Linked DNA regions of Mus musculus: regions 1 and 2 are each linked to region 3. Evidence: chromatin loops called from intact Hi-C (ENCODE). Cell type or tissue: heart. All regions are shown on one strand. Links, peaks and the distances in the headings refer to the core of each region. The heading gives the core; the rest is flanking DNA.

Region 1 (9,983 bases), core at 1,409-9,408, 95 kb before region 3:
GAGCCTGGGATTTTCAACAGAGTAGATTTTGAATTCAGACTCTTTCTTTTACTGGCAGTTTGATCTAGGAGACGTTTCTTAGACATGTCTCCCAGGTTCTCCCAATGTCTTTCCTCAGGTTCTAAGTGAGCCTAAATACATACAGGGCATTATCAGGAGAATCTGTTAAATCAACACAGAGAGAGCTTTTGGCCTAAAAATAGCATTAAAAAACAAAATTAAAGACAAAACTTAACAACCATAATAGATAGCTATTTATTTATTTATTCATTATTTTAAATAAAGAGTTACTCATGAAGGTTTGACAGAGAAGAGGGTATGGTATGGCACTAGGCACTAGGTGAGAATCCATATCTTTGCTTCAGGAATTTTAAGTATGTTAGAAATCTTTTTGAACTTTGAAGTTGCTTTGAGGGGGTCTGAGAGGTGGGTCAGCGGGTAAAGGCACACACTTCCAAGCCTGATGGCCCACGTTTGATCCCTGGGAGCCGCGTGGTGATAGGAGAGAACCAGCTCCCGAATCCTGGCCTCTGACCCTCACAGGGCGCTGCTCTCGAAGCCTCTGACCCTCACAGGGCGCTGCTACTGCCGCACATGCACTCGAACGAACACACACAAACAGAATAGAATCAGGTTGCCTGAGGATCTGAGAAATGCGACTTATACCCGAGTGTGTGTGTGTGTGTGTGTGTGTGTGTGTGTGTGTGTGTGTGTGTGATCTGCACCTGCAGACTCACGGAGACTGGGGAACTCCCACTTTAGCAGGCGTGGTCTCCTTGATAAGGCTTTGTGATCTCCTCCCCTCCAGTGTTTGTCTTCTCTGCAATCCAGTCAGTGAGCATCAGTTGTCATGGTTGCTGCCAACTTCTTCACTCCCAGGAAGCCCAGCTTTCCAGGAGAGAGGCTGAGAGCCGGGCACCACAGGCTGAGTTAGAATTAGGAACTCGTGTTCCTAGGTGAATAAGACTACTCATAGGTCCTATGTCAATGAGACTTGGCACTGTTTAAAAAAGATATTACTTCTTTTATTTTTGAGATTAGAAAATAATTACTTCATCTCCCCATTTCCTTTCCTCTCTCCAAATCCTCCCTTAAACCTCTCCTTATTCTCTGTCAAGTTCATGGTTCATGGCCTCTTTTTTTTTCCCAATTATTGTTGCTTGAGCGGACACACACACACACACACACACACACACACACACACACTCGTTTCTAAATATAACCTGCTCTGTCTGTATGTTACTTATATGTCTGTTTTCAAGGCTGACTATTTGGTTAATCAATGGTGTGTTCTCCCCCGGGGAAGACTATTTCTCCTGTTCTCAGCATTCCTTAGTTGCCCGTGGTTCTTTCTGTAGGATTGAGGAGGCCTTGGGCTTTGCCTCTTCCACTGTGACATGTCTATTGTTGTGGTCCTTGTTCAGCTCCTGTTTGCACAGTCCTGTTGGTGAGACTTTATGGAAGTAGCTGCTGATGTTACCAGGATACACACCTCAGAGCAAACCCCATGATCCTCTGGCTCTTATAATCTCACTGAGCCCTCTTCTGCAATGTTCCCTGAGCCGCAGTTGTAGTAGTTGCTTTATAGATTAATCTACTGGGTCTGTACTCCACAACTTGCTTTTTTTTTTTTTTTTTTTTTTTTTTTTTTTTTTTTTTTTTTGCTTTAAAGTCTAAATTTATTAAGTAAAACCAAGTAACATCAGAGATACTACATTTGGCTTAGTTCCAATGTGACCAATGTCCATTTGCAGCAGAGAAGACTCCAAGTGAAGAAGGTGCATTGAAGGTGTGATTGAAGGTGTGGGTGAAGGGACAGGGACAAAACCATCTCCCAATAATGTAAAAGCAGATGTCACACTGCCAGTGGGAGTCAGTCAGCACAGACAAAACCCAGTGTTTATTGCGCATGACTAACACTAAGTAAGCATAGGACTGTCAGGGAGGAGAGAGCCAGAATATTCCGAGAACCAGGTGCAGCAGGCTGGCTGGAGGGCAGTAGACAGGGCAGGTCCTCTCCATCACTTGCGGAACACTGTGACCACATCATAGCCCTCAGGCAGTGTGACCCGCTCCCTGGCGTGCTTTTCACAGTAAATCTGATCCTCTACAAAGAAATGGCCCTTCTGTTTCAGGTTGATGCCACAGTCGGTGCACACATAGCATTCAGGGTGGCGATGGTGATCCCTCAGCTTCACAAACACACCAACAATACCAGTTCCACATTTGTCACAGATGGGCAGCTTCTGAGCATTTCCAACAGATGCAGCCACTTTGGTGACTGGAGCTTTAACACTTCTAAATCCTGATGGCTTGTTGGGATCCCCTTTCCCATCTGACTCCAGGATCTCCTGCAGAACCAGGAAGGATGTGGACTGTTTGGGGGGCTCGTTTAATTCTTGCTTCTCCTGAAGCATCTTGTAAACTTCAGATTCCTTGTCAATGATAAGGCTGCCAGAGGGATGAGGCTGAACCAAGGGCCTGCTGTTCGCCTCCTTCCCACTGGCTGAGGTCTTCGACTCCACAGCATTGTTGAAGTTAGAGATGTTTTCGGATGAGTAGAGGTCAGTTGGGCTGTTGTACTGGTTTGTGATGACCCGGGTGCTGGGAGCAGGTGAGGCAGTAAATGGCATGGCACTTCGGTTGTGGGCACTTCCTATGTGCAGGACTTCTTGGGGTTCCGACGCTAAATTCATCTTGTAGGGATGACGTTTCCCCTCCTCAGTCACTAGAGGAGACCAAATCTTCTGTTCAGACCTGGATACTGTGAGCGTCATGTTGTCTGCGCAGCCCTTGATTTTGTTCTGAGCTTCCAAGTGTGTCATGCTGCTGGTACCTTCCCCATCGATGGCTGTGATTAAATCTCCAATACATAAATTCGCTATAGCAGCCTTGCTTCCGGGAGTGACCGGAAGGTTGTTCGAAGTCCTTGCCATCCACGAGGCGGAAACCCCAGGGGCCCGGGCCCTGGAGAATAATCTGCTGGGTGGTCATCACTAGGCACAATCGGAAGGGACAGACGGGCAAGGCACAGAACTGCACGGCGCGCAAGGCTCCCGGAGCAGCAACTCTGCATTTTTTTTTTATTGGATATTTTCTTCATTTACATTTCAAATGCTATCCCAAAAGTCCCCTATACCTTCCCTCCCCACCGCCCCGCCCTGCTCCCCTACCTACTCACTCCCACTTCTTGGCCCTGGCTTTCCCCTGTACTGGAGCATATAAAGTTTGCTAGACCAAGGGGCCTCTCTTCACAGTGATGGCCGACTAGGCCATCTTCTGCTACAAATGCAGCTAGAGACACGAGTTCTCAGGGTACTGATTAGTTCATATTGTTGTTCCACCTATAGTGTTGCAGACCCCTTCAGCTCTTGGGTGCTTTCTCTAGCTCCTACATTGGGGGCCCTGTGTTCCATCCTATAGATGACTGTGAGCATCCACTTCTGTATTTGCCAGGCACTGTCAAAGCCTCACAGGAGACAGCTATATCAGGGTCCTTTCAGCAAAATCTTGCTGGCGTATGCAATAGTATCTGCGTTTGGTGGCTGATTATGGGATGGACTCCAAGGGTGAGGAAGTTTCTGGATGGTCCATCCTTTCGTCTTAGCTCTGAACTTTGTCTCTGCAACTCCTTCCATGGATATTTTATTCCCTATTGTAGGGAGGAATGAAGTATCCACGCATTGATCTTCCTTCTTCTTGATTTTCTTGTGTTTTGAAAATTGTATCTTGGGTATTCTAGGTTTCTGGGCTAATATCCACTTATCAGTGAGTGCATATCAAGTGACTTCTTTTGTGATTGGGTTACCTCACTCAGGATGATATCCTCCAGATCCATCCATTTGCCCAAGAATTTCATAAATTCATTGTTTTTAATAGCTGAGTAGTACTCCATTGTGTAAATGTACCACATTTTCTGTATCCATTCCTCTGTTGAGGGACATCTGGGTTCTTTCCAGCTTCTGGCTATTATAAATAGGGCTGCTATGAACATAGTGGAGCATGTGTCCTTATTACCAGTTGGAACATCTTCTGGGTATATGCCCAGGAGAGGTATTGCTGGATCTACCAGTAGTACTATGTCTAGTTTTCTGAGGAAACGCCAGACTGATTTCCAGAGTGGTTGTACAAGCTTGCAATCCCACCAGCAATGGAGGAGTGTTCCTCTTTCTCCACATCCTGGCCAGCATCTGCTGTCACCTGAATTTTTGATCCTAGCCATTCTGACTGATGTGAGGTGGAATCTCAAGGTTGTTTTGATTTGCATTTCCCTGATGATTAAGGATGTTGAACATTTTTTCAAGTGCTTCTCAGCCCTTCAGTATTCCTCAGGTGAGAATTCTTTGTTTAGGGGCTGGTGAGATGGCTCAGTGGTTAAGAGCACCCGACTGCTTTTCTGAAGGTCCTGAGTTCAAATCCTAGCAACCACATGGTGGCTCGCAATCATCCATAATGAGATCTGGCACCCTCTTTTGTCTGAAGACAGCTACAGTATACTTACAGATAATAATTTTTTTTAAAAAAAGTATTCTTTGTTTATCTCTGTACCCCATTTTTAATGGGGTTATTTGAATTTCTGGAGTTCAGCTTCTTGAGCTCTTTGTATATATTGGATATTAGTCCCCTATCAGATTTAGGATTGGTAAAAATCCTTTCCCAATCTACAACTCTGCATTTTGATTGGTTGTGTTTTTCTGTAATGGTCTCCATCTGTTGCTGAGAGAAGTTATCCCTGTGGTAAGGAGCAAAGACTATACTTATCTATGGGTATAAGGACAAATACTTAGACTATAGTTAGGGATTCTGCTGGCCTGCATGGCACATTAACCCTAAGGGTGCATTGTTACCTTGGCAGTAACCAACAGCTCTCTAATTGGACTTCAGACATGTTTATCAAGAGGGAAGCCATGCCTGGTACTGGAAACCTAGCCAACTTCCCCGAGCTAGACAAGTCATGGACCTTGAAGGTGAACCCATAATCACCACTTTACTAATCCAGGAAGGCCTGTTGGTTGCTTTTCTCCTGTGGAAGCTTGCATGGAACCTTCTGGCACCATAAAATGTAGTCCTCAGTGAGGAGGTATTCAAGTCAGTTGCATCTCAGGGGCCTCTGATTCCTGTGTTTGACCAACTTGAAATGATTAATAAGAGACTCAATAAAAGTGGGCGTGGTGATGCATGTCTAACTCTAGCACTTGAAGCAGACTGTGAGATGCTGTTATTTTTTAAAACATTTATTTGTGTGTGTGTGTGTGTGTGTGTGTGTGTGTGTGTGTGTGTGTATAGTCTTCAAAGGACAACTTGCAGGAGTCAATTTTCTCCTTCCAACATTTGGATTCCAGGGACTGAACTCACATTGGCAGGATTGGTGGCAAATGCCTTTACCTGCTGAGCCATCTCACTGGTCCAAAATAAAATAAAATAAAATAAAATAAAATAAAAAAAAGATAAATATGGAGCACACCTTTAATACCAGCACTCATGAAGCAGAGGCAGGTGGATCTCTGAGTGCCAGGTCAGCTTGGTCTACAGAGAATTCCAGGACAACCAAACCTAAACAGAGAAACCTTGTTTAGGAAAACAAACAAAGAAAGAAAACAAAGAAAAATGGAAAAAGAAAAAAAAATGTTATCCCAGTAATAGAGTTCTTGTCTAGCATGAACAAGGCTCCCAGTTTCATTTCTAGAACCTAAGTAAGCAAACAGACAAATAAGCAAACAAATAAGCAAAATTACTGATGAAGCCTTTAAGACTCAGCCTTGGATACCAACCTCTATAAATAGCATGTTTTCCCATGGGAAATGCGTCCACAGCTCCAAGAGATTGACCTATGACTAAAGCACAGAGACGTGAATGGTCAGGAATGCAGGGCAACATTCCTTCACATGTCACTGTTGGAAGAGGAAGGGGACTGCCCAGAGGACAGGAATAAGTATGCACTGTGAGCTCTTCCAAGCTGGATGTCGGCCAGGACAGCAAAGGAACATTGCCCCAGAGATCAGCACTGGCTCCTTCATGACCACCGATGACAAGGACATTGAATTAGGTTTGGTCCCATGGCCACTAATGTGCCTGCACAGTTTGGATGCTTTACTGTTCCTTGGAGCAATTTCAGAGGATAAAGTCTACCCTTCTGGCTAGGGCTTTCTGGAATCCTAAACGGGGCTGGCTAAGATTAGCTTTCCAAATTCTTTTAGCCAGAGCCTCTCAAACTTTCTCAGTCAACCTAACCTCTGGTGTTTGAATACTCTAGATAGGGATGCCTCATCATGAGTTGACACTCTTGTTAAGGTTTCCTCCAGGCTGTACACAAAAGCAGAAAAGACAGAATCTTTGCTTTCAAGGAATTTACACATTAGTTTGGAGAGCCATATATCCTACACATTATAACATGGGAATCTCCAGGCAGTGGTGGCACTTGCCTTTAATCCCAGCACCAGGGAGGCAAAAGCAAGAGCATCTCTGAGTTCAAGGTCAGCCAGGTTTACAGAGCAAGTTCTATGACAGTCAGGACTATACAGAGAAACCCTGTCTTGAAAAACAATAAGATAGATAGATAGATAGATAGATAGATAGATAGATAGATAGATAGATTGATTGATTCAAGGCAGCCAGACTGAATTTTAATCTACCATCTTAGCTCTGTACTTTAAAGGTTTGTTTGTTTGTCTTTGTTGTTGTTTTAATCTATAAGATGGGAATGGGGTCTTTGTTTTAGAGTTGTCCTAAATATTACATCACATGATAAAGTACTTAGTGCTCATATACAGTAAGTACCCAATAATTGCCAGCTCTTGTTATCTCATTAAGGGAGTCCAAAATGGGACTGTGTGGGCTGTGAAGGAACTTGATACCACTCTGCTTCATTGTTCTCTCTCTCTCTCTCTCTCTCTCTCTCTCTCTCTCTCTCTCTCTCTCTGTGTGTGTGTGTGTGTGTGTGTGTATGTGTGTGTGTGTGTGTGTGTATGTGTGTGTGTATGTGTGTATGTGTGTGTGTGTGTATGTGTGTGTGTGTGTGTGTGTGTGTGTGTGTGTGTGTGTGTGTGTGTGTGTGTGGTTTGTTTGGGGACAAGGAGGGGCAGACAGCAGAGGGCTCTTGAGATGGAATCTCACTGTATTGCCTAGGGTGTCCTCAAATCCAAGATTTTCCTGCCTGTTCTCAGCCTCCTGAGTGCTGGGACAGCAGGCCACCATGCCCAGTCCTTCTCAGACCTGGAGGAGGAAGCATTCCTCTGTGGGCCACAGAAACAGCTGAGAACTGCTTTGAAGGCACTTTGGGGTCACGTTTAGCATGCTAACGGGACACAATTCTGCCGGTCTTGACTCAGTTCTGCACAGGACACCTAGTTAGGTTTAGAGACCCAACAGCCGGAGCTTCTGCTTTAAAAGAATTTGCTAGAAAGACCGGGATTCGGGACAAATGCAAGTTCATAACTGCAAAGCTTCATGTGGATTTGCAAGATCAAAATGATAAGGCAGAAATGATGCCTTCATGAGAGACATTGAAGACTGGACATAGTCTAGTGCATATTGACAAATCTGAATTATGGACATTTTTTTCTCATGTAGCCTAAGTTGACCTCTGTCATTTAGCCCAGGTTGGCCTCAAACTGTCTGAATCACTGAGGATGGTTTTATTTTACTGATTCTCCTGCCTCCACCTCCCAGGTGCTGGAATTCTAGGCATGAGCTACCACAGCCATTTTATAAAATGCAGGGGCTGAGCTCAGGACCTCATACACTGTGGGCAAGCTCTGTACCCATGGAACTACCCTCTGGGTCTCTGAACTTAGTGAGATTTCCTGAATATGCACATCCTGCCTATAACTTCAGGGCAGGGGTGGGGTGGGGGGGTAGGGCTCTTCTTGGTAGTTCCCCTAAACAGGTCCCTCCGTTCTTTGTGTCTGTTTCTTTCCCAGAGAAACCTGAACCAGCCAGTGAAACATACTTCTGAAGCTGCCCAGAGCCCCAGGAGTCTGGGCAGAGACTTGAGGGTCTCCTATTAGCTTGCACATTTGAATGCAGGCTCTGGTGAACTTGTGCAGTTCCTAGAGCCTTCCCTTTATGGCAGGGATGACTGCGACTCCTAGTTTGGCTTCTGCTTAGGGTGGGGTTTACTCTGCAGACTTAATGACAGTCTGGCCTTCGGGAGTGTCCCAGTGAAAGATTCAGACAGAGGTCACTATCAGCTTCTTTCCTGGCAGGGCTGTCCCAGCTGGCATGTTGAGAACAGTGCCACTCAAGTTGAGATTTGTGTGTGAGACTCAGAAGGCCAAGTTATAGTGTAGTCAACCCTCAACTATAAGTAGATCTCCTTGCCACAGTCTCTCAGTGGGTTATATAACTGTGTGTAACTGTGGGAAAAAGACATAGAAAATGAAATGTGTGGCTGAGGGCCAGTGAGGTAGCTCAGCTGGCAAAAGGGCTTGTGGCACAGGCCTGACGACCTGAGCTTGAGCTCTGCAGCCCACAGTGCTCAGAGAACCAACTCTATAAAGTTATCCCCTGACTTCCGCATGGCTCATGCGTAGGCAGTAATATATGGGCAGTCCCCTCCTGCTCCCTCCTTGCCAATTATACAAACAAAATTTTAAAAAGGCTGAGTTTTTTTTCTCTCAAAAATGTTTACTTTTCTGTGTTTGTAGTGTGTGTGTGTGTGTGTGTGTGTGTGTGTGTGTGTGTGTGTACCATAACATTCAAGTGGACATCAGAGGACTATATTTTAGAGTCAGGTCTCTCCTTCCACTCCACAGGTCCTGGTGACTGAACTCAGGTCATCAAGATTGGCAGTAAATGCTGAGCCCTATCACTATTATTCTCATTTTAAAATGTCCTCATGGAACTTGAAGGCACCTTAAGAAGTACCTGTAGGTGGGAGAAACTGAAACCCAGAGAAGATAAACATCTGGTCAGCACCGCCCAGCAAGTGTGTATTTGGGCTGGGACTGGAATCCAGAGTCCTGGGGTCCTGCTGGGACACTTGTTACAATTAATCTGTCTTTCCACAGTTGTGGAGAAGTCTCTTTCGTTGATTCTTACTTCTTTGCAAAACCTAAAAACAGTCAGGATGATCCAGGAACCTTTGGGAGTCTTGATTCACTTCCAAAGGCAGTTTGTCTTCTATTGGCTGCTGCATGGATTGCTGTTTCAAATTTCCACATTTCATGTAAAAACATGCAAATTAACACAGACACTAAATGAGTCAGTTTCAGTATCCCAGGCTTATACATACAGAGTGCTCTCTCTCTCTTCCTCTCTCTCTCTCCCTCTCTCTCCCTGACTCTCCCCCACACCCCAATTGCATTAACATGCATTCTTAAGTAAAAGATTTAGATATGTGTTTTAGTGAGGTCTTAAACATTTTCCGTTTTCTAGATTTTAGATGATGATCACTATGATGTTCTGTGATTATAAATCCTTTGCAAATTTCACAATCTATTAATCTGGTGAGAACCAGCCAGTGTTTCTAATGAGGAGGGGAAGGAGGGAGCTGGATGAGGGGAAGGAAAGAGGCTTTGGAAAATGTGGTCCGGGCATTTGGGACTGCACAGGCAGTGCCATATTTATGTGGCGCTGTGGGTGTTTTGAACTTTCTGGAAGTTAACAAGCTCCACATATGAACTCAATGGAAGTCCTCCAAACTTTGGACAACACAAAGGCCTTTTGAAGTCTGAACACAGTCCAAGGCAAATTACACCCAAGTGCAGTGGTGCAAATGAGAGACTGGGGAGCTCACAGGAAATAACACTGGTCCTGGACCCCAGGAGGCCAGGACTGACTGTTGCTGCTCCCAGAGGGAAGGGTTGTTTCCTTGTCTACAAATAGCTTCTACCTCATGGGGTTGTTTTGATGATAAACATAAAACATTCCCCCTAGTGTCTTAAGCACAAGGTCCAGCATATATAAGTGTGTGAGCACCCCCAACACACACACACACACACACACACACACACACACACACACACACACTTAAACACATGCCT
Region 2 (9,983 bases), core at 1,030-9,029, 200 kb before region 3:
CTGATCTTTCCAAGACTTTTATCATGAATGGGTGTTGCATTTTGTCAAATGCTTTCTCTGCATCTAAGGAGATGATCATGTGATTTTTGTCATTGAGTTTATTTATATAGTGGATTACGTTGATGGATTTCCATATATTAAACCATCCCTGCATCCCTGGAATGAAACCTACTTGGTCAGGATGGATGATTGTTTTGATGTGTTCTTGGATTCGGTTAGCAAGAATTTTAGTGAGGATTTTTGCATTGATATTCATCAGGGAAATTGGTCTGAAATTCTCTATCTTTGTTGGGTCTTTCTGTGGTTTAGGCATCAGAGTAATTGTGGCTTCATAGAATGAATTGGGTAGAGTACCTTCTGCTTCTATTTTGTGGAATAGTTTGTGAAGAACTGGAATTAGATCTTCTTTGAAGGTCTGATAGAACTCTACTACACTAAACTCATCTGGTCCTGGGCTTTTTTTGGTTGGGAGACTATTAATGACTGCTTCTATTTATTTGGGGGATATAGGACTGTTTAGATCATTAACCTGATCCTGATTTAACTTTAGTACCTGTTATCTGTCTAGAAATTTGTCCATTTCATCCAGGTTTTCCAGTTTTGTTGAGTATAGCCTTTTGTAGAAGGATCTGATGGTGTTTTGGATTTCTTCAGGATCTGTTGTTATGTCTCCCTTTTCATTTCTGATTTTGTTAATTACGATGCTGTCCCTGTGCCGTCTAGTGAGTTTGGCTAAGGGTTTATCTATCTTGTTGATTTTCTCAAAGAACCAGCTCCTCATTTGGTTGATTCTTTGAATAGTTCTTGTTTCCACTTGGTTGATTTCACCCCTGAGTTTGATTGTTTCCTGCCATCTACTCCTCTTGGGTGAATTTTCTTCCTTTTGTTCTAGAGCTTTTAGGTGTGTTGTCAAGCTGCTTGTGTGTGCTTTCTCTAGTTTATTTTTGGAGGCACTCAGAGCTATGAGTTTTCCTCTTAGAAATGCTTTCATTGTGTCTCATAAGTTTGGGTATATTGTGGTTTCATTTTCATTAAACTCTAAAAAGTCTTTAACTTCTTTCTTTATTCCTTCCTTGACCAAGGTATCATTGAGAAGAGTGTTGTTCAGTTTCCACGTGAATGTTGGCTTTCTATTATCTATGTTGTTATTGAAAATCAGCCTTAGTCCATGGTGATCTGATAGGATGCATGGGACAATTTCAATATTTTTGAATCTGTTGAGGCCTGTTTTGTGACCAATTATAATGGTCAGTTTTGGAGAAGGTACCATGAGGTGCTGAGAAGAAGGTATATCCTTTTGTTTTAGGATAAAATGTTCTGTAGATATCTGTTAGATCCATTTGTTTCATAACTTCTGTTAGTTTCACTGTGTCCCTGTTTACTTTCTGTTTCCATGATCTGTTCATTGACGAAGTGGTGTGTTGAAGTCTCCCACTATTATTGTGTGAGGTGTAATGTGTGCTTTGAGCTTTACTAAAGTTTCTTTAATGAATGTGCCTGCCCTTGCATTTGGAGCATAGATATTCAGAATTGAGAGTTCCTCTTGGAGGATTTTACCTTTGATGAGTATGAAGTGCTCCTCCTTGTCTTTTTTGATAACTTTGAGTTGGAAGTTGATTTTATTTGATATTAGAATGACTACTCCAGCTTGTTTCTTCAGACCATTTGCTTGGAAAATTGTTTTCCAGCCTTTCATTCTGAGGTAGTGTCTATCTTTTTTTCTGAGATGAGTTTCCTGTAAGCAGCAAAATGTTGCGTCTTGTTTGTGTAGCCAGTTTGTTAGTCTATGTCTTTTTATTGGGGAGTTGAGACCATTGATATTAAGAGATATTAAGGAAAAGTAATTGTTGCTTCCTGTTATTTTTGTTGTTAAAGTTGGCATTCTGTTCTTGTGGTTGTCTTCTTTTAGGTTTGTTGAAGGATTACTTTCTTGCTTTTTCTAGGGCATGGTTTCCGTCCTTGTATTGGGTTTTTTTTGTTTTGTTTTGTTATTATCCTTTGAAGGGCTGGATTCGTGGAAAGATAATGTGTGAATTTGGTTTTGTCGTGGAGTACTTTGGTTTCTCCGTCTATTGGTAATTGAAAGTTTGGCTGGGTATAGTAGCCTGGGCTGGCATTTGTGTTCTCTTAGTGTTTGTGTAACATCTGTCCAGGATCTTCTGGCTTTCATAGTCTCTGATGAAAAGTCTGGTGTAATTCTGATAGGCTTGCCTTTATATGTTACGTGACCCTTTTCCCTTACTGCTTTTAATATTCTATCTTTATTTAGTGCACTTGCTGTTCTGATTATTATGTGTCGGGAGGAATTTCTTTTCTGGTCCACTCTATTTTGAGTTCTGTAGGCTTCTTGTATGTTCATGGGCATCTCTTTCTTTAGGTTTGGGAAGTTTTCTTCTATAATTTTGTTGAAGATATATGCCGGCCCTTTAAGTTGAAAATCTTCATTCTCATCCACTCCTATTATCCGTAGGTTTGGTCTTCTCATTGTGTCCTGGATTTCCTGGATGTTTTGAATTAGGATCTTTTTGCATTTTCTTTGATTGTTGTGCCGATGTTCTCTATGGAATCTTCTGCACCTGAGATTCTCTCTTCCGTCTCTTGTATTCTGTTGCTGATGTTTGCATCTATGGTTCCAGATTTCTTTCCTAAGGTTTCTATCTCCAGCTTTGCCTCGCTTTGGGTTTTCTTTATTGTGTCCACTTCCCTTTTTAAGACTAATATGGTTTTGTTCATTTCCCTCACCTGTTTGGATGTGTTTTCCTCTTTTTCTTTAAGGACTTGTAACTCTTTAGCAGTGTTCTCCTGTATTTCTTTAAGTGAGTTATTAAAGTCCTTGATGTCCTCTACCATCATCATGAGATATGCTTTTAAATCCCGGTCTAGCTTTTTGGGTGTGTTGGGGTGCCCAGGACTGAGCGAGGTGGGAGTGCTGCGTTCTGATGATGGTGAGTGGTCTTGGTTTCTATTAGTAAGAATCTTACGTTTGCCTTTCACCATCTGGCAATCTCTGGAGTTAGTTGTTATAGTTGTCTCTTGCTAAAGATTGTTCCTCTCGTGATTCTGTTAGCCTCTATCAGCAGACCTGGGAGACTAGCTCTCTCCTCTGAGTTTCAGTGGTCAGAGCACCCTCTGCAGGCAAGCTCTCTTCTTACAGGGAAGGTGCACAGATATCTGGCATTCAGACCTCCCTCCTGACAGAAGATGAAGGCCCAGAACAGGACCTGTCCCAGAAGCTGTTAGCTTCTGTAGTCAACACTCTCACCTGCACAGACTAGTCTCAGAGGGATCCGGGAACCAAGAATGGCTCCCCCAGGTGCTCCAGCACAGCCCTCCCGGGCAGGGCGGACACCTCTCCTCTGGCAGGGAAGGTGCCCGGATGTCTGGGGCCCGAAACGGGGTCTGTCTCAGAAGCTGTCCTCTAGGGACCTTGGAGGTTTCCACCGACTCTGTGCCCAGGTGACCAAGTGCTGGTGTCAACCGGAAGGGACTTGTGACCCTGGTCAGTCCGGGTTTCCTGCTTCTCTAATGCTATCTCAGGTCCCGCACGATTGGATTGGAACAGAAGTTGTGTTCTACTCACCGGTGGTCCTAAGATTGCGTGGAGAGTCCTCTAGGGGACCTTGGGGGTGTTCGCCAACTCCGCGCCCAAGGTGCCCCAGTGCTGGCCCAAACTGAAGTTTTAAATGATGCAGATAAAATAGTTTTTAAGCATCATAATATATAAGAAAGATGAAGAAAGAAGAGTACAGAGAATGGAAAGCAGAAATAATATCCAAAAAATTAAAAGATAGAGATCAGTAGTATGATGAAAAATGAAGACTGTCTATAAGAACAGGAAAAATGCAGTATAAGGACTTGATGACTAGAAGGAGAGAAAAAGAAAAACAAAAATACAACACTGAACAATAAAAACATATGTATACAAACATAAATAGGGAAACACCATAAACTCATCTACAAGCATAAAAAAGTCTTCATAAGAAATGAAAAGGGAAAGAAAAGAGAACCATGTCAATGTCTCAACCACAAGAGTTAGTGACTATCCTCCATTCCCACTGATCTTTCTACGTCTCAGTACACTGTGCAACCAATGGAGCACTCAAAGCCTGTGAAAATATCCACCCCTTCCTCCTTTAGTATTGTCAGTAGGTCAGTGGGCATGGCTTAGAGCTGGAGGTCATTGGGTCTACATTCGTTTCCCTGCTTTGTACCAGGTTATCATGGAATCAACTTTGTCTTGGCGGCATAACCCATGTTGTTTAAATATGGGATGGGCTAAAAAAACAATACAAGACAAAGGCCATACAGAGGTGTAGTTTCCCAAGGGCCACTACCTGCTCACAATCCAGAGCTTCCAGAGTCTCTTGACCTTAGCTATACAGCTAAAGCAAGTTCCACCCCTTGCCTCATTTATGGCCTGAATATGCACATCTTTCACAATGAGCTAGCTTCACTGGCATTCTTCTGGGGCCAGACTGGGCTACATGTTCAGAACAGCATGTCAATATTGACAATGATCTTCCAGCGAAAGGAAGATGCAGAACTTATATTCTCTAAAGCACCAAGCTTGGTGCTGACCTTTGCATGGCTGTCAGTTATAGCACTGTGCTTTTATGTTGAGAAACCCAGAACATTTCTTAAGCACAGACCTTCTCCACAGCACAGGGATGGTCTAAGCTCAGGCTGCTTTTGTATCCATCTCTTTTGGTACCAGTTTTACCCATTACGCCTTTCTCTCTTTCCCTAGCAGTTAGCTCTTCCCTCTACAATGCTGCTTACAGGCTGAGAGGTGTTATGTTGTTTCTCACCCCCTGTTTCAATAACTGGAGACTTTTCAAGTTACTGTTTGTCCAGTACTAAACTTGAGCATGTTCCCTCAGGCATCCACATTGCTATTTTTTAATTCTAAGCTGCCTCAATTCTGAGCCACTGGGAGGCGCTGCTTGCCTTTAGTCTGCCACAGTGGCCTTTCTATTCTTAATATTTTGAGCCTCCATGTTCTTCTCTATGATGTCAAATAACCTTCCCTGGATGCACTTCTGATGGCCCTTAAGAATTTCATACAATACTCTCTTCAGCTAAGATGATGAGTGACTACACCTATAGTAGATGATTTTCTGTTGCTGTGGCCAAGGCAATTTGTAGATGAGAGAGCTTATTTTGGGTTGTGATTGCAGATAGAGAGTCTGTAAGAGTGGAGGAGGAAACATGACAGCAGGGACAGAGAGTGAGCATCTCCAACTTCAAGCACCAATCAGAGTCAGCGAACTGGGAATGGGATGAACTTATAAAATCTCAGAGCCTGTCCACAGTGATGTACCTCCTCCAGCAAGGCCACACCTCCTAAACCTCCCCCAAACAGGACCAACTGAGGACCAAATACTCAAATGCTGGAGCCTATGGGGCCATTTCTCACTCAAACCATCATAGCACATTTTCATCTTCTTTTCAATTTTCAGAAACTTTACTTTATAGCTGGAAAACATTGTAGACTTGCTTTGCCTATTTGAGGAGTGTTATAGCAAGAGGGATCATCTAAGAGATTGGAGACTTCAAATTTCTTGAGGAATGGGGGGAAATAAAGCATGTTCAAGGTGATGTTCATGGAGGATGGTTACTTTTAGAATGTTATTGGCCAGGTGGGTCCTTTCTCCTGTAGAATAGAAATCAGATCCTGCTTAATTTTTGAAGAAAAGGGAAAGTGAGAGTTACTTAAAAGAAACACAGCAGGCCCAATGCAGCCCAGTCAATGAAGAGTGTCTTGAAGGGAAAATGGCAGCATCCTGCCAAATAGGATAGTAGCAAGCAGTAACAAAAGCACATATCTTGTTTATTGGCTTGAATAGCCATGTCCTTTCTGGGACCTGCATTTGGGGTGGGGGGGGGGAAGGGGGGAGATTTCAGTATAGACTGTCTCATGGCTCTCAATGCCCTTAGATTTGTGTTACAGGTCCCTCTTGGTAAAGGTCTTATTATGCTAACATATTTCAATAAAAATGTAATGAAGTTCAAGGTCAGTCAGATTTGTCAGCTTGGTGGTTACTGGTGTTAACTGGGCTTCCTGCAGCTCATGCTGTCTAACTAGTGCTATGTTCTTGCTATCATGGGAGTCCAGCAGTCTGCTTGTTGTTTCCCTGCAGCATGCCTGCTGCTATAGCCAGAGCAGTTTCTTCTATGGAGAAGAAATTCTTGTTTCTCTCTTGTCCTATAGTTACTGAGGCTATGAATTATGTAGGCCTACTTTTCCTCCCTCCCTCCCTCCCTTCTGCCGCTCTCCCCTTCTTTTCTTTTTTCCCCTTTACTCAATCCTTCCTTTCTCCCTTCTTTCCTTTCTCCCTCCCTCCCTCTCCCTTCCTTCCCCTCTATCTCCCTTCCTTCCCCTCTATCTCCCTCCTTCCTTCCTTCCTTCCTTCCTTCTTTCTTTCTTTCTTTCTTTCTTTCTCTCTTTCTTTCTCTCTCTCTTTCTCTTTTTCTTTCTTTCTCTTTCCATGTAGCTGTCTGTGTAGCCAAGGCTAGTCTTAATGCTGAGTCCATTCTAACTCAGCTCCAGGCATGATGTCATTTCAAAATTTTTCCCCCATGGTGAGCAATTTGGTGACCATGGGGGAAAAATTCAGAAAATTTCTGACTTTTTTGGGGATCTTTTAAATTTCTGTGTTAACTATGGCTCTAACCCTGCTCTGTCTCTGATTCAGGTAGAGTACTATTCAGGTAGAGCCTAGGCTGGTGATCTGGTGCTCACTGTATTGTAGCATAGTCTAATCTTGAACTCATGACAATACTTTTGCTTCAGCCTGGGTCCTAAATGCTGGGAATGAAGATATGGGCTACCACCCCTAACTTGATTTTCGTAGTTCCTCAATACAGTTCTTATTAATGCTTTCTTTTGTTGTCATTGCAGAGACTATAAATGAGTACTTAATTCCATCTGCCTACTCATAAAGGCTTTGTGTGAGCCAGTGAGGCTGATGGAGGTGGAATATTCAGAGACAAGGTGCAGTGACAGCAGTGGAATGGTGAAGGGACACTGGTCCTGACATTAGCATGTGATACTGGATTAATTCCTTTATGCCCCTTAGCACCAATTTTCTTTTTTTTTTTTAATATTTTTATTACATATTTTCCTCAATTACATTTCCAATGCTATCCCAAAAGTCCCCCATACCCTCCCCCCCCCCACTTCCCTACCCACCCATTCCCATTTTTTTGGCCCTGGCGTTCCCCTGTACTGGGGCATATACAGTTTGCGTTAGCACCAATTTTCTAATTAGAGTTTGGAAATGGAGCTGCTCTCTTTGTCTCCCTGGGTTTCCATGAAGGTCAGATGTAACAGGATATGTTGGAGTACAAGGTGAATTTCCAGCGTTGAAGGTGTCTTAGAAACCATCATGTCCATTCATGGCAATGGGAGAAGCTTTACTGACTCATGATTTCAAAATGTTCTTTGGATTTGTCTTCATTGCCCTGACCCCATTTGATTTCTACTGTATCTCAAATCTTAACAACAGAAAGTATATTTTGTTGGGTCTTTGTGATCTGGGATGTGATAGAAGTCCTGGGAAACTATCACTGTCATAAGGCCTTATTTTGATGGGCACCTCTGAACTGTTGTCAGCCTTACTACATCTGCTGGCACTTTATACCACATGGATATAGCATGATGTGACTCATGTTTCTAGAAATTGTTCTATAATTTGAAATTGTCTAATAAGCTGTTTGTAGTCAGCGATAACTCAGGGAATCGTTTTGGCGTTCATTGATTCTAACAAAGCAATCATGGAGCCTAAAAGGGAGTTTTCCACCTGTCATAGAATTTCCCATATGCACTTAGCCCATGAGCACTGCTGATAATGTCAGAATAGCTGGAGGATCTATTGATGTTTTACATACATTGCCATGGGTGAGTCAGTTTTTAAGTTTAGCAACTTGACCAGAAGTTATAGGCCAGGGTCATTTCTTAGTACTGAGTGGGAGTTCTAAGATGCAATCTATTCATGCATAGAACTCACAAACTAGTCCATTTTAAAGCAACTGTAATTTAAAAGGGGGGATGCTGACTGTACAAGCAACAGTTTTTTTTTTTTTAATGTGATATTCTAACAGGCAAAGGCATGGAGTTTTAAAAAAGCTTTCTGAGACATGTCATGCAGAGACTAAGAAAGGGCCTTTCCCCATGACTGCATCTTTGGTAGATGCTTTTAAGTTTTCTTGTAATGTTAGCAATAATCGGTTAGACACCTGTTCTTGAGGGAAAGACACAAATTTTTCGGTATCCAGATACAATGGAGTTTTATAAGTATCTGTCAAACCACAGAATGCCTTCCCTTCACCTTTTTATCTTGAACTTCCACATTATACTTTAAAGCTCATGAGCAGGTTTTGAACCTTTCCAAAGCTGCTTTATGACCTGTAGGCATTCTCTTAAGAAGTAGCAAATTGTTCTCTCCAGAGATCCACAATTACCTTACAGATCCTGTACTTAACACTACTTGGGAGACACTGTTGTGGCCACTGTTCCAGGGCTGGTAGTCTGCCAGTGAACTATGCATTTCTTTCCGTTATTTCTTACAGAGGAACTGCTGTGGATCTCTGTTGGCCATGGCACACCAGACACAGCTTTCTGTCTTTGAACTGAGATCTAAAGACAAGAAAGTTTTTATGATGCTCAAACCCCAGATCAGAAATTCACTTCTATACTTGTCCAGGAAAAAAAATCTTTTTAGTTTAATAGACATTCTATTCAAATGTCAGGCAACATGGCTGCTTTTTTTTGTGCTTTGTACTTCACAATATACTTTAAAAAAATAGCTTAAGATGTGAGTTCTTAGGTTCTTGATGTATTATTTAGAACAAATTCATTTGAAGGTGTGCGTCAAGATGTTACTATCGGCGTGAGCATCCGTCTGAGTTAAAGTAGAAGGTTTATGGTGATGTGCATAGCCCAGTGGGGAAAAGCATCATTTGAAATCTCATTCAAAGGAGGATTGTTTTCCCCACAGGTTCCACCTAGACAGTTAGGTAATTGAGCCAACATGGAAGTCTGTTTGTATGGCTCGAGAACTATGTTATTAGCTGTTCACCATTCTCTGTATGTTCCTGTCTTGTAGCCATATCTGCAAATAAGGAAGACAAGCATTTTACTGAGGGTCATATGGATATCTCTGCTTACTCAATAGTGACATTTATACTCTTTTGAAGCACATCATGGAACCCCATAGAAGTCATCTCCTAATCTGGAAACGGATTCTTTGTAATGATCTGGAGTTTCGAATCACTTTTCATTCTCTTATTTACAACATTTAACTTCCAACTAATATAAAGTGAAACTAAATGATGTCATTTGCAAAGGTCCCTGAAAATAGAAAGAGGGGTTATAAAACTCCTTGGGAGTGATTCACAGTGTTCGACACTGAAGTTTTGTGAAGGTAGATTCAAGCAGGCTTCAAAGTGTGCCAGTATAGCTCAGCACAGAGACAACACTCTTGATCTTCACGGTTAGTTTGCAAAGTGATGATGAGTCCAGAGCAGCATGAGAACTGTGGCGGACAAAGCCTTTGTATTGGCTCCTTGCCTGAAAGCACAACCTTAGACTTACATTGGCAATTGAAGCAGTCAGCATACCATCAGACCCACTCTAGTGTGCACGAGGTGATTGTCAGTGGTCACCAGGATAGTTCCATCACATGAAACCCTGTCAAGCTGACTTCCTGGATGACGTGAAAAACAAAGTGGAAGAAGCTGCCTTTCTCCTCCCCAACACTGTGCCCCCACCCGCTCAGATCCCCACTTCTTTACAATAACATTATTCAAGACAAGAAGTATAGATCCTCTGTATTTCATTAAGCATATCTGCTTGTCTTCCAAACAGATTATTAAAAAAAAAAACCCAACAACCTGTGAATTATAGAACAGTCCACTGAATACCTAAATGCAGTTTTCAAATCTCCATACAACTTATGTTAAGTTTCAACTATATTCATAAA
Region 3 (9,983 bases), core at 1,429-9,428:
CCTTCCAGTCTCGGTTGAAGTTCACTCTCTGCATGAAGAGGGAGGAAAGGGCTCATTGTTTCTGACAAACTATCACAGCTCTAGGAAATCCAGTCAGCCCCATGTGACTTCCTCATCCACTTGAAATAATACAGCAAGAACCTCAAAGTTGATGACATTTTAGAGACTTATTTATAGACCAGGATCTTAGCAACAGGAGGGACCTTTAAGGTCATTGCGCCTGGCATTCACTTTCTCCCCATTGATGTAATATCCTCTAGAAGGCCTCAGGCAGGATCTTCCCCATCTCTGCTTGAATGCCTCTAACTATGGGGCACCTGCTGATTTTCACAGCATTTGGGAAAACCTTAGTGGGCTAGACAACTACTGTTTATCAGTAGTGATCAAATGGACTCACGTTGTCACTCTTCATCTTCTGAACCAGAGTCCGGACTTGGCTTGTAAGGTTCCTGAGAAGAGAAAGTCAGTGCTTCCGTTGACAGAGTGTACATTTGACATCTTACCCCAGGGGTCTACACACTACAGGCTTCTGCGACACTACATGAGCTGCAGAGACCCCCCCCCCAAGGCTCACAGGCCACAGGGGCTACTGTTGGAGAGACTGAATGGACCAAACTGAAAAGGTTAATGCAGAGTGCTCGTTATGTGTGGCTACCCACGATGGCAAGCAAGAGGCAGAACCCCCGAACCAGCCTCCTTGTCAGGAGGAGGAGAATTGTCAGGAATAGAAAGGATGAAATACAGCTCAATACATTTTAATACATATCTAGAAATACTGCAGCAAATGGCCTTGTGAACAGCAAGCTGGGAGATTGTCCTAAAGTCATCAAAGCCACTCCTGGTCTCATTTTGTGCTCATGATATTCTTAAGGTCCCACACTGAGAATCCATTTGCCTTTGATGTTCCATTCTTTTTGCTTGCTTGCTTGTTTGTTTGTTTGTTTTTTGAGACAGGGTTTCTCTGTATAGCCCTGGCTGTCCTGGAACTCATTTTTGTAGACCAGGCTGGCCTTGAACTCAGAAATCTGCCTGCTTCTGCCTCCCAAGTGCTGGGATTAAAGGCGTACCACCGCCCAGCTGATGTTCCATTCTTAAGCAGGTTTTCAGTATATAACCTAGGCTGGCTCAAGTCCTCCACTGATTGGATTACAGGTGAGCACCACTACAGCTTGCTCACTTGTCTGTCTTGAGTAGCTGGGAAAGAACATGTAATTGGATGTATGAAGGTTTAGAATGTTTCCTTTGCTTCCTAACTGCCTAGAAGCTGACAGTTTGATGCTCAGGTACAGTAACCATGGAAACATTCACGTTGACACAATCCCTTCTTTGTCACCATGGCTGTGATTCTTCACATGTGCCTGTATCATGTACCCACATATGTGCACACATATATGACTATTATGTGTCACATGTGTAACTTGTTCTGTGAGCCACTTTCAGAAAAGTAGAGAGGAAACGCATGACCCACACATGTTATATAAACCCACACATGGGTTTATAATTCATGGCTCTCAGCACAAGTCTGAGTGACAGAGCCATAGCATTGTGGTCTCCTTGGATAGGCTAGTGGGACAGTGCATTACAAGCCATTATAGAGCCCAGCAAACAGGTGTTGGGGGCACGTCCACCAACTAGAGGTGTAAGGGCAAGAACTGAGGAGCAGGAACCCCAGGCTTCCAGGACCTCTAGGAGAAGAATTAGTGTTGCCTTGAGAGACCATCTCAGGAGGCTAGGCAGTTCTGCCTCAGCACCCCCTGGAAACCTCCCGTCTGTTTTATGTTAGCTCTATGTCAGGGCTGGAGAGAAGGTGAGATTTTCCCAGAGGCTCCCTCAGGTTGGAGATCTTGACTTTGATATAGTAAGCCTCCCCTGATCATATAGGGCAATCGCTACCTGTGAGGCTCTGGGGAGAGAGGGATTCTAGCATCATTATTTCAGACCTACTTAGCTTCAATTTTACCGATATGCTTAGTCAGTTCAATTCTTAGATGACATGGTGTGTGAAAGGCTGGCCACTGAGGAGTCAGGTAACAACTGTAGAGACGTAACCCCTCCCATGTCCAAGGAAACTAATCTCCATGCTATAGCTTTGGTTGTGGACAGACAGGAAAAAGTACCCTTAAAATCATTGCTGCAGATAAGGTGAAGTCCCTTTGTAGGTCTCTGTGGGGTATCTGAGGGACTGACCATGTGCCTCTCTCCCCCTTTCTACAGTTCCCCCAAATGTCATACTCAGCCTTCGCCCCAGGGACAGCCTGGTTAAGGAAAGCGTTTGCGGAACTGGAGTCACCGGTTCCTACTGAGTAGCCTGTGAGATTTCCATTAAATTTCCGTAGGATATCTGGAAGAGGAAAGGCAGACTCTAGCACATGTGTCTGACAGAAACTTTCTCTGTTGGAATGACGTGATGATAAGACAAGGTTGGAAAAAGTCTCCCTTACAGAAGCATATTTCTCTGCCCAACTTACAGAGCAGTGAAGTCCCCCCCCCGTCCCCCCTCCACCACCCCCCCCCCCCGCTCTTGCCATCAGATTTGCCCCAGCATTTCTTGGGCCAAATGGAAAAACTCAAGGCTTGAGGAATTTGGTGGCTTGTCCTAAGCCAATGGTTCTCTACCTTCTTAAAGCTGTGAGGCTTTAATACAGTTCCTAATGTTGTGGTGACCCCCAACCATAAAATTATTTTTGTTGCTACTTTATAACTGTAATTTTCTACTGTTATGACTTGTAATAGAGCTATCTGATATGCAGAATGGTCTTAGGTGACCCTTATGAAAATGTCACTCAACCTTAAAGGAGCCTTGACCCATAGGTTGAGAACTGCTGCCCCAGGTCACCTCACAAGAAAGAGCAGGGATTGAACTTGGGTCTGCAGGTTCCATGTCTGATGCCCATGCCCTCAGACTGACAACTGGGGCCTCGTCTCCTACTTCAGGGCTAGTGCCCACGAATGCACTAATTTTTTTCTAGAATAGCCCCATTCAAGCCCTTGGTATCTACTTACTGGGCAAAGTGGTCACATTCTCCAGGGTCTTGTCCCCACCAGCACTGAAGGGAGAGAGCAAGGCAGGGAAGGAGAGAAAGCAAGTCAGTATATAAACGTTACCAAAGAAGGATCCTTGCTGTCCTTATATTTGCAGGATCCTGGGAACATTCTAGATTCACCAGTAGACTGTTCCCTGCTTAGTCTAGGATTTGAAGCTAAAGGACTTTCTGCCACCCTCTCTGGAGGGTAGTACTTAGTTGAGGACCCTAAGTGCTCAGTATGGGCTGCATGTAGGCCTTAGGTCTCTCCTGTCCTAAGCTCAGGAGTTAGCTGTGGACATCTCTATGAGACAGAGTAGAAAGCTGAGGTGCCAGAAGGTTCACTTCTAAGGGTAATTTAAACCTAGCTTGAGCTGGAAACCTTGAGAACACAGATAAGTTTCTTCTGCCCAGTATCAGGTAGATTCCAATGGAAGATTCAGGGGACAGAAGGAAGCTTGCTGCCGTCTAATGCCCAGTCTCATTTTTATCTGGCCTAGCCACAGACCATACTGCCTAAGAGGAGGTCATTTCCTTCCACATACTTAAAGGAGATACTTATTTCTATCTTTAAAAAAGTCTAGATGCTCATCAAATATTTGGTATTTACTGTTTGGTTTCTTCTGTGCCCCTTTGGTCAGTTCCAGTCACTTCATTTCAGGCCAGGGAGTTTGAGAACACAACCTTACTTAGCATCTAGCACACTGGAAGAGACCTCTCAAAGATGCCATAGATCAAAGCTGCTCTTCAGTCAAAGAACGCTTGGAATGAAGGCCACTGTCCTGTACCTGGGTGGTCAAGGGCTTGAGCTGGAGGAGTTCTGCCTGCCATATTACTCCATTCTGTCCCCACCCTGTGGCCTATCAGATGTGTGGCCTGGGCTAGTGGCTTGGCTTCTTGTCAATTGTCACCAATTCTTTTCTAGCTCTACATGCAGGTTGCTTCAGAATCTTATCTTCTCCCAATCAAAGTCAGCAGATTGAAGCATTGAGACTTGGGAGGAAATTATAAACCCTTGTACTGTCCCATCTGTTGTCTTCTGTGTGTTTCTCTCAATGAACAAGATAACACACAAAAAAGCATACATACTATGTGCCCCCCACTGTCATTTCTTAAAGGTACTTTAAAAAAAAGAAGGTGGGCAGAACAAGACCAGCAGGGTTCCCAGTGCCATTTTAGAATGGTATGTCCAAGAGGATAAAAGATACCTACACAAATAAACCCAGAGAGATTCAAAAGTATATATGTCACCGTTTTGATCAGAACTATGCAAACATGAGAAGAAACAGTCACATCAAACATCTAGTCTACATTAGACTCTTCATCGAATGTAGGCTAGACTCTCCTCATCTGTTGTCACCCAGTGTGCAGAAAGGTATAGATGTTTTGTGATGTGTGTTGGAAGAATCAGAACAAAAACAAGGAGATGCATTTTGTCTTGGGTAAGTTATTTTTATTTGGTTCATGGAGTAATCTCAAATAAACCAATGTATTTCTACCAGAGAAAAAGCCATACAAAGCAGTGGTTATCAACCTATGAGCCATAACCCCTCTTAGAGGCCACCAGGGTGGCCCTGAGACCATCAGAAAACAGATACTTACATTATAATTCATAAGAGTAGCAAAATTATAGTTATAAAGTGGTCATGAGAATAATTTTATGGTTGGGGGACAGCACAGCATGAAGGACTGTAGTAAAGGGTGGCGGCATTAGGAAGGTTAAGAACCACTGCAAGAGAGCTCTCTGACCGACTCACTGGCAAGCTAGGTGACAAGACATTCACAGGCACAGAGTCTTAGGCCAAGGGACCTTGGAACCAGCCAAACCTCTACAGGTCCTGTTTACAACCACCCATACCCCAAGAACCCTGGGGCCCTTTCTCTCCTGTCTATATGAGGTCCAATTCCCCCCTCCCCCTATTGTTCCCTTGAAGGAAAAGTCCCAGGGTACTTTGTAAATTTTCCTGGAATCATTTAATTGCCTGCTATTTCCAGTGTAGTGAGCTCTAGAAAACTGTTTTTCTCTGGTCAGTCTATGTCATGGACATTTCCCAATAGATACTCCAAACAAAGAAAATCCTAGAATTAAGGGAAACTGAGGATCAAACATAAAACACAGAGAGAGGTTTCCATTGCAGTGTCTCTCAGAGCCCTTTCTATGCTGGCCTGCACATGAAGGAAATAGTAGGTAGTGTTTTACCTCAAATACAAAGGAAATCCCCTCTTGGACAGCTAATATCCCATGGAAGAACTCAGAGAAACACCTGCCTGTGTGCCTGTCTACTGCTGTCACTTAGACTCTAACCTAACACTGTCTTCAACACAGGTGCACTTGGGGGAAGATGTTTGGGACATTTAAGACAAGTTCGGGTTTTAACTTGAAACGGCAACAGTCATTGGCCATGGGTAATTGGGCTTATAACTAGAAAGTTCAGACATCTCGTTCCTAGGAAAGATCAGACAATAGCTGAACATTTGCATGACTGCCCAAGAAGTCTACCAGAAGGCTGACTTTGTATCTGGATTGGGAGCCCCACTATCTCGGCTACCTGTGAGGCTGCAGCAGTCACTTTTGCCCCCACGGGTGTTCCTCTGGAGCTGACATTTGTGTATGGTTTCCCCTCACACGATGATGTCACTGCCTCCTTTAGTTAAGGTGGAGCAGCTGCTGTAACCCGGGCCTCTCCTGGATTACAGTAAGCCCTGCTCCTCCCCTCCCCGCAACATCCCGGTCCCTCATAGCTTCAGTAACTTTCGGGGGAGGGCTGAGTAAGTGAGGTTCTGTTTTGTTCCAGGCAGCCCACTGGAGACCACTGGCCAGGCTAAGACATGTGGACATGTGGGGGCTCTGCTGAGAAACAGTTTCCTCTCTCTGGGAGGAGAGACGGCCCTCACGCTGAGGTACTTCCCAGTGGTGGCTACAAGCCATGCTGGCCCTGCCTCTCTATTACCTTGGCAGGCATGTCTCTCTGGAGCTTTCCTTAGCTCTGACCATCCCACCTTGTTCCCTGTCTCTTTCTTAGGGAGCATCCTTGAAGTGAATGTACCCTGGAAAGGGAAGTGGTAAGTGCTTGCCTGTGCAACCAACTGCTCATTAAAGCTCTGCCCTCTTGTGGCAGGCTTCAGTCTAGCTTTCCCAGGTAAATTCTTAAATACTGGCTAATTACTTTGAAGCATGCAAAACCAGGAACTTTATTAGGAAAGAAAGAAACACAACTAACACTCAGTTGTTTACCTGACACCTCAAGCCACCTGAACTCCTCTCTGGGGTACCCTTTCTCACACCTTCCCTTATTTGACATCCTGCTGGGGTACCACTTTCTCCTGGAAGCCTTTCATCCTTGCTGACAAGGGCTGGTTCCTCTCTTTTCTCCCACCCTGTGGCATTTAGGAAGCCAGGTGAGTGCTCAGCTAACATACTCCCCCTCCCCCAGACACCCAACTCAGTTCCTAACTCTGCTAGCACACAGGAGGTGCTCAGAGTCACCCATGGATTGCAACTTGCCTCCAGCATCTCCCCCAGAAGTGAGTATGTGTACATATACATACAGGCAGAGGTGTGACTGTGAAATGACATGAATACATACATGCAGACAAACATAGTAGCATCAACATATGAAAACAGACATGCAAATGGACAGGTGGAGACACAAGGACTTGGTGCTTTTCAGGCACATTTCATGTTGGATTTTCTGACTCAGGAGTTTGGTAAGAACCTTGGTTTACTTTTTCTGCATAATTTAAAAAAAAATAAAAAGATTATTAACAGTAAAATATCTTCTCTATTCAGTCAATGTTCACAGTTTGCAGAAATATACTGCTGTCCCTCTGAAAGCCTCTTCTAGACCTGGTCATTGCTCTTTGGGATTTGTGCATTTATAGGAGTTAAACCCAGCTAGTGCATACTAGGAACCCAGCAGCTGGGAGGTAGACACACAGGCAGGTCCGACACTCAGAGTCATCTTCCCTTACATAGAGAGTTCAAGGTCAACCCAGATTCCCTGAGACCCTGGCAACAAAACAAATCCATAAAACCAAAAAGGTAACCAAACAAGCCCTCGGAAGTCAACATTACCTATAGGACAGTCCTCGATACTGTGTGGAGACATCGGTGAGGTTACCTTCTTGGGAGCTGATTCCATTGCCAGCCTTTGAAAACATGAAATGCCATAGGAAAACCAACAAGTCAGAGAGAAAGTGGGGGCTATGGCCCCAGTGCACTCAGGGCAGCAAGACTGGCATTAAGACTGGGAGCAAGGGGCTTAGTCTGTGACCCCCACTTCCCAGCTTTGCCTTGCCTTGCTATGGCTGCCCAGTTACAAAACTGATGATAAGCAAGCCTTTCCACAGGAGAGGCTTGGGACCCAACTGGGATCACAGTTGTAAAGACTGGAAGACTCTCAAGTACTTTATAAAGTCGAGTGAAATTGACAATATTGCCAACGTGTATACCACACAGGTCTTTGTGGACATGGGCTGTAACCACTGTGGTGGAGAGATTCCAATAAAATCCCTCATTTATATTTTTTCCCCTTAGAACCAACCTCCAGGAAGGCATTTATAAAGCCCCAGCTGTACTGCCAGGAGGTGGAGCCCTGGGATGAAGCACACCCAGTATTAAAAGTGAGGAGCAGCGCCTTCTCCAGCATGGTAAGATAGCTACCTGTGCTTTATGTGGGGGGCTTTATCTGTGCTGATTCAGAGGAAACAGAGAGGGGTCTGGGCAGATCACAATGGAGGGAGAATGGCATCTACATGGGCATTGTTAGGAGAATTTGGAGTCAAAATGACATATTTTTGCATATGTCAAAAAGTGCTGTTGGGTGTTCAAAAATTCTGCCAACTGAGAATATTCAGTTCATTTCTGAAAATAATTTTTCCTGCACATCTATTTGACAAAGCAGTTGTAAAAAAAATCAATTACATTGTTGCCATTCTCTTGGATGGATAGAGTTAGGGCAGAAGAATAAGAGATGACAGAAGGTGGGAGCACAAGCTTGGAAGTTAGGAGGGCAGACCTGGAACTGGCCCCACCATCCCACGGCCCACTCCCACCCCCAGGGCTCAAAAGTTCTTACAGTCAGAGAGTCTCCCAGAGCTGCCACAACTTGAATGTCTGCAGGTCTCAGGGTATGCACTGAAAGACAAGCAGACATGCTTGAGTCTGGGAAGAGAGCTGAGGGTATAGTCTATCCTTTTGCTTCATGCCAATACCAGAAACAAGACTGCATGTGTGTTTAGACTGTGTAGAACCGAGGAGCCCAAACTGCATTGGCAGAATTTTCATCCAAGTTTCCTATAAGAGACACAAACAATTCTTAGGCTTGTGTCAGGCTAGAAGATAGAGAAACAGATGCTAAGACATGTTGTAAGACACAAAGCAGGGATGGAGAAGATGGGGCAGAATTCCATTTTAGTGCTGGTGGTCATGTGAGGAGAAGTCAGCGGTGGCCTGAGTGCCCAACCAGACAGGCACTGGCTCACATACAGGCCACTTAAAGCCCGGTTTTAGATTTCCACATGAATCTAAGACATAGTCATGGCAGGCCCTTCCCTAATTTCCTAAAGTCCTTTTTTTGAAGAGCCCAGAGAACTTTCTAGACCCTTCCACAGGCAGAGACTGAGGACACATTTCCATAGAGACATCCATTTCATGGGACTCGCTGGCCTCGTTAACCTCCAGACTTCATCATCTTGCAGGACTGGGCCAACCATAGGCAAGTGAGTTCCCACGTCTTCTCTGTGCCCTGCTTAGATCTCGAAAGCAAGAGGATGGGAAAGAGCTCCTAACACAGATGCCCTGGGGGCTTGGCCAGGCATGATGCTGCCAAAGTTGAACAAATAGCTCACTCAGGATTGGAAACAAGCACTGGATAGAATTGTGTTGAGTGGTTATCATATGAAGCTTTAGCTTATTACTCAGTAGTAATGTATGCCTTTGTAGAGAGGTGTTGGATCTTGGTGGGTCACAGGGGCTGTGGTAGTCTGAAAGAAAATGGCCCCTATAGGCCCACAAGGAGTGGTACTATTAGGAGGTATAGCCTTACAGAGGTGTGTGTCATTGTGTGTGTAGGGTATGTGTATAAGATGTGTGTGTAGGGTGTTGGGGGGGCCTTTGAGGTCTCTGAAGCTCAAGTCAGGCCCAGTGTGGCATTCCCTTCTTGTTACATGCTGATCCAGATGTAGAACTCTCAGCTCCTTTTCCAGTGCCATGTCTGCCTGCCCACTGCCATGTTTCCTGCCATGATGATAATGGACTAAACCTCTGAACTATAAGCCAGTCCCAATGAAATGTTTTCTTAAGAGTTGCTGTGGTCACTGTGTCTCTTCATAGCAAAAAAAATCTTAACTAAGACAGGGGCTTACCTGAGGTTGGTGGTGAGGCAGAAGGGGCTCTCTCCTCGCACACCATCCAGGTTCCATTACCCTAAATACAAAGAGCCAATCCTAGAATCTTAGGATTAAGTGGGTGGGAGTCAGGCAGCAGAAAAGCTGGATGGATATCAGTCTTCCTCAGCAGAGCCCTGGGTCCTATTCCTGGGGAGGGGTCTCCAGGGACACTGAATATCAGCCAAGCTGAGATGTTGTAAGTCTGACCTCTTTTTCATCCAAGGTAAGACTCAGGGATAGAACAAATGACCCACCCCACCGTCTACCTTTTCCTTCAGCTGTGTAAGGCTAGGTTGATTCTACTCTCGCCCATAGAAGTTGTGGGTGGAGAGATGGTTTTAGGAAAGGGAATGAACCCTCTGTTTTTTTTTTCAGGAATTCTTACCCATCTTCCCATCAACAGAAGCTGCCCACCCCATTGCCCAGGGAGCCAAAGAGAAGCCATAGATAGATACCAGGTTGCTGTTCTTGGTAGTGCTCAGAAATGGCGAGGCCTGTGGGAAGAGGTGAGTGAGCAATGGAAGGAGTTACACCAGCCTAGACATGCTCTTCCGCAGCCTCCTCAGGGCC

The links. Peaks named below come from ENCODE experiments on the same cell type or tissue, not always from the same donor. Only the 100,000 strongest peaks of a DNase experiment are listed, where the experiment ranks them.
Region 1: a loop joins it to region 3, with 3 times the contacts of the local background. A loop is called at or near these places in 6 of 42 quality-filtered maps.
Region 2: it touches region 3 in a loop (6-fold over the local background); 28 of 42 quality-filtered maps call a loop at or near these places.

The regions. Positions count from the first base shown.
Region 1 is chr5:32,413,011-32,422,993 of GRCm38, reverse strand. It overlaps the pseudogene Gm5864. Among named protein-coding and RNA genes, the nearest start is that of Ppp1cb, 41 kb to the left of the region's middle. In heart, for the core only: a CTCF peak has its summit at 8,210; a DNase peak (open chromatin) is centred at 5,953; H3K4me3 peaks cover 568 bases; H3K27ac peaks cover 3,216 bases.
Region 2 is chr5:32,515,536-32,525,518 of GRCm38, reverse strand. The region is part of intron 2 of Gm15614 (predicted gene 15614); the gene reads left to right. Among named protein-coding and RNA genes, the nearest start is that of Ppp1cb, 62 kb to the right of the region's middle. In heart, for the core only: a CTCF peak has its summit at 4,937; no DNase peak of the experiment used is centred there.
Region 3 is chr5:32,318,457-32,328,439 of GRCm38, reverse strand. It overlaps Plb1 (phospholipase B1), which reads right to left. Exons shown (of 59, transcript NM_001081407.1): 31 at 9,869-9,907; 32 at 9,390-9,450; 33 at 8,102-8,160; 34 at 7,099-7,172; 35 at 3,004-3,047; 36 at 2,233-2,341; 37 at 398-449; 38 at 1-28. Gm36840 (a long non-coding RNA gene) reads left to right here. Exons shown (of 3, transcript XR_376851.3): 2 at 7,561-7,673; 3 at 9,789-9,983. Among named protein-coding and RNA genes, the nearest start is that of Gm36840, 31 kb to the left of the region's middle. In heart, for the core only: a CTCF peak has its summit at 6,139 (motif pointing left); no DNase peak of the experiment used is centred there; H3K27ac peaks cover 420 bases.